Linked DNA regions of Homo sapiens: region 1 is linked to region 2. Evidence: read pairs that join two places in POLR2A ChIA-PET (ENCODE). Cell type or tissue: OCI-LY7. All regions are shown on one strand.

What was found. Peaks named below come from ENCODE experiments on the same cell type or tissue, not always from the same donor. Only the 100,000 strongest peaks of a DNase experiment are listed, where the experiment ranks them.
Region 1: POLR2A ChIA-PET joins it to region 2 with 6 read pairs; 1 of 35 experiments calls an interaction of 5 or more read pairs at or near these places.

What each region holds. Positions count from the first base shown.
Region 1 is chr9:123,357,490-123,362,489 of GRCh38, forward strand. The region is part of intron 1 of CRB2 (crumbs cell polarity complex component 2); the gene reads left to right. Among named protein-coding and RNA genes, the nearest start is that of CRB2, 3.8 kb to the left of the region's middle. RefSeq lists an enhancer at 389-1,056. In OCI-LY7, no CTCF peak of the experiment used is centred here; a DNase peak (open chromatin) is centred at 2,892.
Region 2 is chr9:123,132,737-123,137,736 of GRCh38, forward strand. STRBP (spermatid perinuclear RNA binding protein) reads right to left here. Exons shown (of 19, transcript NM_018387.5): 15 at 3,645-3,779; 16 at 3,305-3,445; 17 at 109-232. Among named protein-coding and RNA genes, the nearest start is that of MIR600HG, 20 kb to the left of the region's middle. In OCI-LY7, no CTCF peak of the experiment used is centred here; DNase peaks (open chromatin) are centred at 175 and 2,935; H3K4me3 peaks cover 628 bases; H3K27ac peaks cover 4,446 bases.

The sequences.
Region 1 (5,000 bases), 220 kb after region 2:
CCTCTCTATGGGGCCCTAGGGAGGATGAGGACCCCATTTTGCAGTGAAGGAAACCAAGGCTCAGAGAGGGACGGGGACTTATGAGCTGGGCTCTGCTGGCAGGCGACTTGGGCTCCATAGAGGGGTGGGGCATGGTGGCGGGGGGCGGGGTGGCTGCTCCTCTCTGTTCTCTGCATACAAAGCACGTGAGATCCCGGTCTGTGGATCGGTGCTCTGTCCCCTGCCCTGTGATGCTCACACACCCACACTCCGCACACCTGTGTGGCATGCCCAAGGGCACACAGCACCACAGGGACAGGTGCTACAGACACATGTGGATCTACCAGCACATGCACCTACCTACACACATGGCATGTGCCTGCACACCAATGTGCACACCCCAACACGCACATGTGGACATGTGTGCATTCACACTCAGTGTGCACTCACAGGGGACCTGGAGGCACAGAGTGGATGGAGGCTGTGGGGGGTCTGGACACTGGTGTGTACACTCAACCCATCAGGCCTGCTGGGTTGCCCAGGGGCAGCCTTTCCTCTGCCATTTCTGTGCTGGGAGCGCCATCCCTGGGGATCCCTAAAAGTTGGTGGGGTACACTGCAGGCATGACCATTTCTGCATGCTGGTACCCTAGACTGCCTGCCGGGAGGGGAGGGATTGGGGATTTTGTCACTTGAAAACCAATTTCCATCCTGGAGGGGATGGGGGCTTCTGGAGGCCATGGGCCCCTGGCTTTTCTCCCCACCCCTGCCAGGCCCTGAGCTGGGCCTCTCCATCCTGGGCCCAATTTGCCACAAAGGCCCGGCTGGTTGCCATGGAGAGGACCAAGCATCTTGGAGTACAATGGGGCACGTTGGGCTCTCATATCCACCCTCCCTTCCCCAAACACCCAGGGAGCCCAGCAGACAAAGGGGCAGTGAGTCCAGGCCCCAAGTCCGGCCCCTCCTCCAGCCAGAAGGGGGTGGGGGCCTGCAGGACAGAAGCAGAGATGGAGCAGAAAGCCACACACATTCAACCCAATGTCAGGATCCTTTGGACAGTGGGTGTCTGCCTCAAGTAAAGAATTGTTAATGAGTAAGATCAGCCACTCCATGGCAGGCACTGTGCTATTATTAACGAGGTCTAATTTAATTCTCCCAACAGCCTATGAAGTCAGCTCTGATACCCCTAGTTTACAGAGGAGGTAAACGAGGCCCAGAGATGGCCAGTCCCAGAGCCAGGAAGCCCCAGAGCCAGTGCTGGGATTTCACAGTACACTGTGCTACTTGCCTAGGCAAAGTCACGTCTCTTCTCTGTCTCTACAAAACGAGGACAGACTGGCTTACTCCGAGCGCTGGTATAAGGATTGGAAGAGAATGCAGTGAGCGGTTCCCCACCCCAGGTTTTGGCATGGAACCCCCAATTTCAAGGGAAATTTTAGATGGAAGCCCATGAATAGTTAATAGTAAAATTGTTAAAAGTGGCCTGTTTGGGTGGCAGGTGGGGAACCCCACCTGCTCTGTCTCCCCCTCACTTCAGGAGGTAACTCCCTGGAACTGTGCTCTGAGCCCAAACTCTCAAGGGTTGGTCAGTGCCAGGCACAGGGTAGGTGCTCCGTCCCTGACAGCTATTGTTGCAATTACTGTTATCAAAATTATGTCTTTTAACCTCAGAAGGTAAACATTTTTGAAAAAGAGTATGCCAAATTATTCTGCCCAAAAGAGAATTTCACCCTTTCCTGATGACTGAGTGAGTGTCTGCAAGCCTCCATGGTTATTCAGCCCTACCCTTGTAGGGTAGAGCCTTGGGGCCCAGGGATATTAGATGAACAATTTCTTCCCCTATGCTAGAAGTTCCCACACCTTATGAGATCTTAGGTCGCTTCTTAGAAATATTCTGTCTCTTGATTTGTTGGGACAGGAAGCTTCCCCAGTAAATGCTTCTTTTTTTGTTTGTGGTTTTTCGTTTTTGTTTTGTTTTTTTTTTTTTTTTTTTTTTTTTAAGAAAGGGTCTCACCCTGTTGCCCTGGCTGCAGTGCAGTGGCAAAATCATAGCCCACTGTAGCCTCGACACCCTGGGCTCAAGCCATCCTCCCACCTCAGCCTCCCAAGCAGCTGGGACTACAGGGACCCACCCCATGCTTGGCTTATTTCGTTTTGTTTTCATAGAGCCAGCGTCTCACTATGTTTGCACAGGCTGGTCTTGAGCTCCTGGCCTGAAGTGATCCTCCCACCTCAGCTTCCCAAAGTGCTGGGATTACAGGTGTGAGCCACTGCACCTGGCTTCAGTAAAACACTTCTCATCAGTTGTTGGCTGTTATAAACAGGCCCATTCTAAGTGCATGAAAAGTAGGAGTTACTAATGAGTGAGGCCTGAGACACAGTGGGATTACTGACAGCTGGGTTCTGGATAGACGGGGAAGATTGCCTGCTCTGCCCAGGCTGATATTGGAAGCTGTATTCCTGTGAAAACCTTTAGAGATTTTTTTTTTTTCCTGGGTGAGGCAGCTGTAATGTACTAAAGCAACAATATGTGAGTGGCAATTTAGGGTTTGTAAAGTGAAAATTTCACATGCATTGGGAGATGTGGACCTCTGGGAAATCAGGAGCTGATCTGATTCTTCGTCTCAACCTGGGCAAAATTATCAACCTCTCTGAGTTACAAAAACAGAAATTTTCTTAATGGCACCCACCTTTTCTGGTCTGAATCAAGTATAACAATGTAATAATAGATGCACAGGCCCAAGCACATAGTACACACTCAGTAAACAGCTGGGTCCTCCTGCCCCTCCCCAGGACAGGGCAGCAGGTCGAAGGGGAGGGGCGGGCGTCGGTTAATCCCTCCCTGCCAGGTCGGCCCAGGCAGCCTGAGGTCAGGAGGGATTTGTAAAGATAAGCACAGGCCCCTCGTTGCCCTGGCAACAGGCCCCGCCCCTCCAGCCTGGCCCGGGAAGGGGGGACAGCCCCTCCTCCGCCCTGCTGCCCTCCACACCCCGCCCCTCCTTGCCTCTCCTGTCTGGCCTGGGCTATCGTGGCCTCCTAGGCTCACTCCTGGAAGACAGAGACAACCTGAGGTCAGCGGTTCCCACACCTAAAAGTGAAAGGAATCCCCCAGGAGCAGGTTGCGATGCAGATTCTCAGGCTCAGGGCCCAGTGGTTCTAAATTTGGGGTCTGGAGTGGGTTCCAGGAATCTGTATTCTTAATGTGGGCCCGTGATTCCGGGAAGCTTGGAGTGAGGCCCTGGGTTTGGATTCCAGCCTCCCTTGGGCTGTGGACTGTGAGGCTGCTTCGAGTCTCCCTTTCCTGAGCTGTAAAACAGGCATCATAATCCTATCCACCTCGGAGGTAAATGCCAAGATCAACTGAGATGACACATGAAAGATGGCTGTCCCTCCCAGGCAGGACTGTGGCACTATTGCATGCCTCCCAGGACGGGCAGCTCCTTCCCTTCCTGCCTGGCTCTGACTGGAGAAATTCCTTCCTCCCATGGGGTTGGACTCTGTCTCCCGGGCTCTGTCATTTAGAGCCCATCTGCTCCCATGGTCCTGGGAAGATCCCTTGTGACAAGGCACCTCCCCCGCCCCCCAGGATCCTTTCCCCGGTGCTGCCTCCCCAGCGTGGTCCCAGCTGCTCTGAGATAGGGGGCAAAGCTTCAGATTGGATGGGCGGGGAGGGGGGGGGGTTCCTTGCACTGCACAGGTGAGGGACAGTGCTCTGTGGGAATTAAGTGAGGGACCTGTTGGCACAGGCGCTGGCAGCCGGGGCCCTTTACCATGGGTTATGAGTGCTGCACCCTCCTGAGCAGTGCTGGCCACACCCAGTCCCAGGGCTGTGCCCTGCATCACCTTGGTGAATCCTTTCAACACCTCCATGAGATGGGCACTTTTTGCACCCCAGATACAAACCAGGACTGCCCGATGCCCCAAACCTGTGCCCTTTCCTGGGGGAGCTGGAAGGATGCGGGTCAGGCCACAGGACAGCCCTGCCTGGAATGCGGATGACGCCTGAGAGGCTGCCAGCCTTATCTGGGGGGCTTCACCAGAGTGGGGGAGGGAAGGGTGCAGGGTCTGAGCTGTTCTGGGGTCTGGTGAGTGTCTAGATGACAACCTGGGTGGGGGAGGGGCACCTTTGGGAGCTCCGGATGGGGGTGGGGGGAGGAATGGAGGCTGTGTCTTCTGGAGGCTCTCCTCCCCCATCCCTTACCGAGTTGTTACCAAAAGCAGCCCTTGACTGCGGTGCTGGGGAGCTGAATAGTTCAGCATTTGATGAGGGGATTCTTTTATGATCTAATTTTCAGACTGGGAAACGGAGGCTCTGTAGGAGAAATGACTTACCCAGGGTCTCATAGCTAGGAACTTTCTGAGCTGAAATTGAACCCAGGTCTGTTTCACTTCAAAGCTCAAGTTCTCACCTGGGCATTGTGGTGACAAGGCTCTCAGGAAGGCAGGAGGAGAGGAAGGGGGATGAGGATCTCTGGGCGTGGCTTCCAAGCCGGTTGGTGACCCTCTGTTAGAGCCCCGGTGCTGGAAGCATCATGGTGGCCAGGGGCAGGTGTCCGTGAGCCATCTCAATACCTGCTCTGTACCATGCGACCTTGGCCAGGCCGGCCACTCAGGTGTTTGCTGATGGGGGATGAAATTAGGGCCAGGGACCCTCTAGAAGTTCCTAGGCCAGTGGCTGGCAGGGGGTGGGTAGTGATGTGGAGAAGGGGTAGGAATGAGACCAGCGGAGCACACGATCCCTGCTTTTGAAGTTGTCCACCCATCCTCCAGAGGTTGAGGTCGGGCCCATCTCCAGTTTCACCCAGGGATGGAGTTACCAGACCCCTGGCAGAAGAGGTGGAGGGGGCAGTGGGAGGAGCCTCACCCTCTGGGGCCTCCTTGGATGGATGGGGCCTGCAGGAGGGAGACCCCTCCCCAGGTGGAGCTGAAATAATCCAGATAGACCTTGAAGCCTGTCCCAGCGAACACTAACTTGCTGTGTGAAGTGGACAGGGCTGGGCAGGCTCAGCAAGCCTTCACTTT
Region 2 (5,000 bases):
TGTGTTATATTTCCACAAACCCTGTACAACCTTAGAAAATGCAGGAGATGCTATTCTTTGAATTTCGGCCCAGTAAAGGGGGCCAATCTCTTGCAGTTTGTACTATACCTGGAGCTATGTAGCCAGGAGCAGCTGTCGCCCCAACAAAAGCTCCCCTTGTTAGAGTTCCTCTTCCTCTGCCCCGAACAGCTTGGACTGCTGCAGACACAGCTGTATTCACAACGCCCTTTGCCTGTTAAAATAACACATTTTCATTACTGAAAGAAATAAGAACCATTTTATTTCTTCTATCATCTCTTCAACGCACAACAACTATGAGAAACTGTGAGCACGTGGGTGAGACCATGAGCTGTCTGTGATCTTGAACCTTCAATTTATCATCTGAAAAACAAAAATGATACCTACCTTACAGAGATGTTAAGAGAATATGCAAATAACTTCTTTTTGCTTGAGGGTTATCCAGAAAGAGTTCATTTTCTACACCAAATTTCAGTAATCAATTTATATCCAAAGTCATTTTAGGCCTTACTAAAGTAATCATACACACTTGGTACCTAGGTTCCAAATCCAGTAAATTATCTGCCAACAGGCAGAAAATATCTGAGCAACTAATTACATAGAATTAACTGCGAATCTGAGTGGGGCTAGTGGGGGGAAAACATAAAGGACTAAGACAGGAGGACCAAAGATGAGGATGCCAGTTCCTGCTCTAAGTAACTGTGACCTCAGGAAGGTAATATGATTTCTTGGAGCCCGATTCCTCTGCTGTTTGTGTATGTATGTATCCACTACTAATTATCTTTTTTTGGTTTTTTTTTTTGAGACGGAGTCTCGCTCTGTCACCCAGGCTGGAGTGCAATGGTGCGATCTCGACTCACTGCAACCTCCACCTTCCCAGGTTCAAGTGATTCTCCTGCCTCAGCCTCCCAAGTAACTGGAATTACAGGCACCCGCCACCACACCTGGCTAATTTTCGTATTTTTAGTAGAGACAGGGTTTCACCATGTTGACCAGGCTGGTCTTGACTCCTGACCTCAAGTGATCTGCCCACCTCAGCTTCCTTTCAAAGTGCTGGGATTACAGGTGTGAGCCACCGCACCTGGCCCCATTATTAAATAAATAAATACCACTTTGAAAGCCCCTTCTTTCTCTAAAATGCCATAATCTATGGAAATCTCCCCACTAATTAAAAATGTGGATAATGATACCCACTTTGTTTTCCTTAGAGTTGAAACAGTAACCGAGAATTATAAAATGAGAATAATGATACTTTGTTTTCCTTAGAGTAGAAAGAACAACGAGAGAACAGATATAAAAACATTCTAAAAATACAACAGATAACACCGGGAGTAACAGTAAACAGGACTGTTGAAAAACCTCTTTTCCAAACTAAATTTTAAGAAAATCAAAAGGTGTCTAGTTTCAAATTGAATATTATACTTATAGAAATGCAACAAAAACTCAAGCTAGAAACAATTAAGATTCCCCACTATAACCAAGGTGCAAGAAAGTGGTGCAAAGCCTCAAAGCGTACTCTATGATAAAGTCAACAGTGTCTAAGAAGCTGAAAGAGTCAGAATACATACACATTGGTTTATCTCACTTTGAAAATGCAACATCCTTTATTCTTTCCAGGATAACCTCTACCTCTAGTATGAATGGGCAGGAACCTCTACCTCTAGTATGAATGGGCAGGAGACAGTTTCAAGGTTAACTGTGTCATGCACAGGGACTGCCGTTTTTGTTTTTCTCTGAAATAAACCAACCCACATATCCAAAATAGATTGCTTCTTGGCCGTCAAGCACATTGAACACATGAGTTTTATAGCTTATAGTATGGAAAATTTCTAAAAATGAGTGAACTTCATGTAGACATCTTTCTTTTTTTAACATGACTTAGTCAAAAGTAGTCAGCAAGCAACAATCTGGCAGTAGCAGAATGATTCCACACAAATCTAGCTCATGTCTAGTAGAACAAACTTAACTACCTAATAAATATTTGCACATGGGCTTTTTAAACTAAAATTAACTGACCAAACATAAGATGTAATATGGGAAAAAACACCATAAAACAAGCTCATAAAACAAGAATCATCTTTCAACTAATTTAGAACATACTTTGTTCTATGTTTACCAGAAGATTTTAGAAAATAAAATCTACTTGTTTTCGACATGCGTAATTTAAAGGCTTTAAAAATTTTTTCATCTCATTAAAATAAGTTTTCTCTACCTTTTGGATCCTAGAATTTAAGCAGTGTTTATTATAGCAAATACAAGAAATTTAAATGAATACAAAACAAATTTTGAGATGGATACAATATGCAATAGTAAAATGTCCATGGCCTTTGGGAGAACTACCTGGTTCTAGAAGGAACCCCCACCATCAATTAGCTGTGTTACCACAGGCAAGTATTTCCATTTCTTTGGGCCTTGTTTCCTTACCTGTAAAATAAGATCAATTCTACCCTCCTACAATGGACATAGCATACATAATGGAATCTAAATATAATGTTTAATGTAGAATTAAACAATCTAAGCTTCTTTTTATTACGTTAAGCATTTTTAATTTCTATCATATAATATATTCAGATGTTATGTTATTATACCAGTACTCTCTATGAGGCACAATGTGTCTTATATTTACTTACTCTTTCCCTCACTATCAGGCATATGATGTATGACTAGAAAATGTTTTTTGAATGCATAAATGAATGGATGGAAGAATCTCATATCCACAAGCATGTAATTAGAGGGCCATCTTTTCTAAATACCTTGCTAAGATCCTGGACATTCAGTAGCACTGACATTCCCAGTGTCAGTAATGAACAGACACAATACAGCGCCAAATTTTATGCGGTCGGCAAAGGAAACCCAAAATAAACAATGCAAAAGCACGAAACTGCAAAGGAACTGGAAGAGCACCCGCAGGCTGATGAAAGCAAAGCCCCAGGTGCTCCTGGCAGCTTCCCCAAACTAAACTGCTTAGACCTCACTAAGGTCCAAATCACCTCAAAACCTGACTTCATCAAGAATGACCTCAACCCTCCAAATAATGCTAATAGCCTCATATATACATATAAATATAAATATACATGTACATATATATTTTGTTTAGAAAGTCCATAGAACATGAAACCACTAATCAAATTTATATTATTCGTGACCTAACCCAAAGCAAAGGTCACCAAGTCCAAGAAAAGGAAACAACTTCAGAAAAAGCTAAAGTGCCACATGGACAGGAAAGAAAATTTAATTCCTCTAACATTTTTCACAGGTTCTGCAAAGGTTTAATGTTTACTCATACCTGAGGGATAATCTTCTTTTTCTTATTATTTGCCGCATTGGGTCCAGAAAACAGTTTCTCCAAGGCAGCTAAAGCTGCACTCGCCTTTGCCACTTTCTTATTTGGACCTGCGCCTCTGAATTTCTGTCCATCTACTTCTACCTACAATCAAGAATAACACCTTGCAATTATCCCATGCAATTCCTCTATGTCCTTTTAATTTAAATAGATTATGACACAGAAAACACCAAAAATCAAATAGTGCCACAAGAACTGACTCAGTCTAAAACTTTACATTAAGTTCAGGATATCCTATGTCTTTGAGAAGAAAGATAAGGCTGGCTTGTGTCTGGGTACACACCTCCATTACAAAGCGCTTGTCATGGCTTCCACCAGTCTCTGAGATGAGTTCATACTTGAGACCTCTTCTTTTTTCATTGAGCTCCATTACAGGGTTTTTGCCACTTGCTGTGAGGATAGGGCCCTGAGTTCTTACCTATAAGAGAAAGGGAATCTGAAGGTTCAATCAAGTAAGATTTTAGAATATTACATTTCTTATTAATACAATTATGCTAAGAAGGAGGCTCAAAAATTCTACTTCAAAGCACTCAGGGGCTAGAATGAGTCACCTCTTTACACAAATGGCAAAATATCATTAAAGCTGTAAAAACTCTACAAGCAGTAAACATTGCAGTCATCTGGCCAGCCTTCCTTCGAAGCAGTATTCAAGACCAATCAATGCAACCTCACCACTGTGGGCCACTCCAGGCTCTGCTCTGTAGTGTTCGTGATCTAAGAATAATACTCTAAATTACTAATAACGAGAATAGAACAGTTTGGATTCACGTGATGCCTAAGGGTTCATCATTTTTCTTCTTTAGGGTTAGGAAGAAATAACTCTCAATTTGGGATGTTAGAGGGTAAATGTTCCCATACACCTCTCAGTCACTCTAAACAGATTTAAGGGGACCTAAGGTAAAAACAGTTGGCTATAGACTATGGATTCTGAAATTTTAAAATAACAATAAAGGCAGTCACTCTCTGCCCTCAAGGAGCTAGAGTGTAGTGGGAGGGACAGATATCATCACTGCAAAATAACGTATGTTAAAGAGGAGATACATGCTATGGAAATAACTGATTTGAGGAAGGATAAGAATAGAAGTAGTGAAATAATTCATGCAAGAGCATGAAGGTGCAAATGAAAACAGAGGCTAGCATCAAAAGCAAACTAACAAATAAACCCACAAAATACAACTATAATTTTGAGAAAGGAGAAACCAAAAGATAGGGCACTTTTTGAGGTCAGAGATCATGTCTGTAATTCCACCACACAAGAAATGCTGAACACACAAAATAAATGTCCAAAAGTGTTAATTTTGTTTTTTTTGTTTGTTGTTGTTGTTGTTTTGAGACAGAGTCTCGCTCTGTGGCCCAGGCTGGAGTGCAGTGGTGCAATCTCGGCTCACTGCAACCTCCACCTCCTGGGTTCAGGTAATTCCTGCCTCAGCGTCCCAAGTAGCTGGAATTGCAGGCACCTGCCACCACACCCGGCTAATTTTTGTATTTTTAGTAGAGACAGGGTATCGCCACGTTGGCCAGGGTGCACTCAAACTCCTGACCTCAGGTGATCCGCCTGCCTCAGCCTCCCAAAGTGCTGGGATTACAGGTGTGCACCACCATGCCCAGCCCAAAATATTAAGTATTACATATATAAACC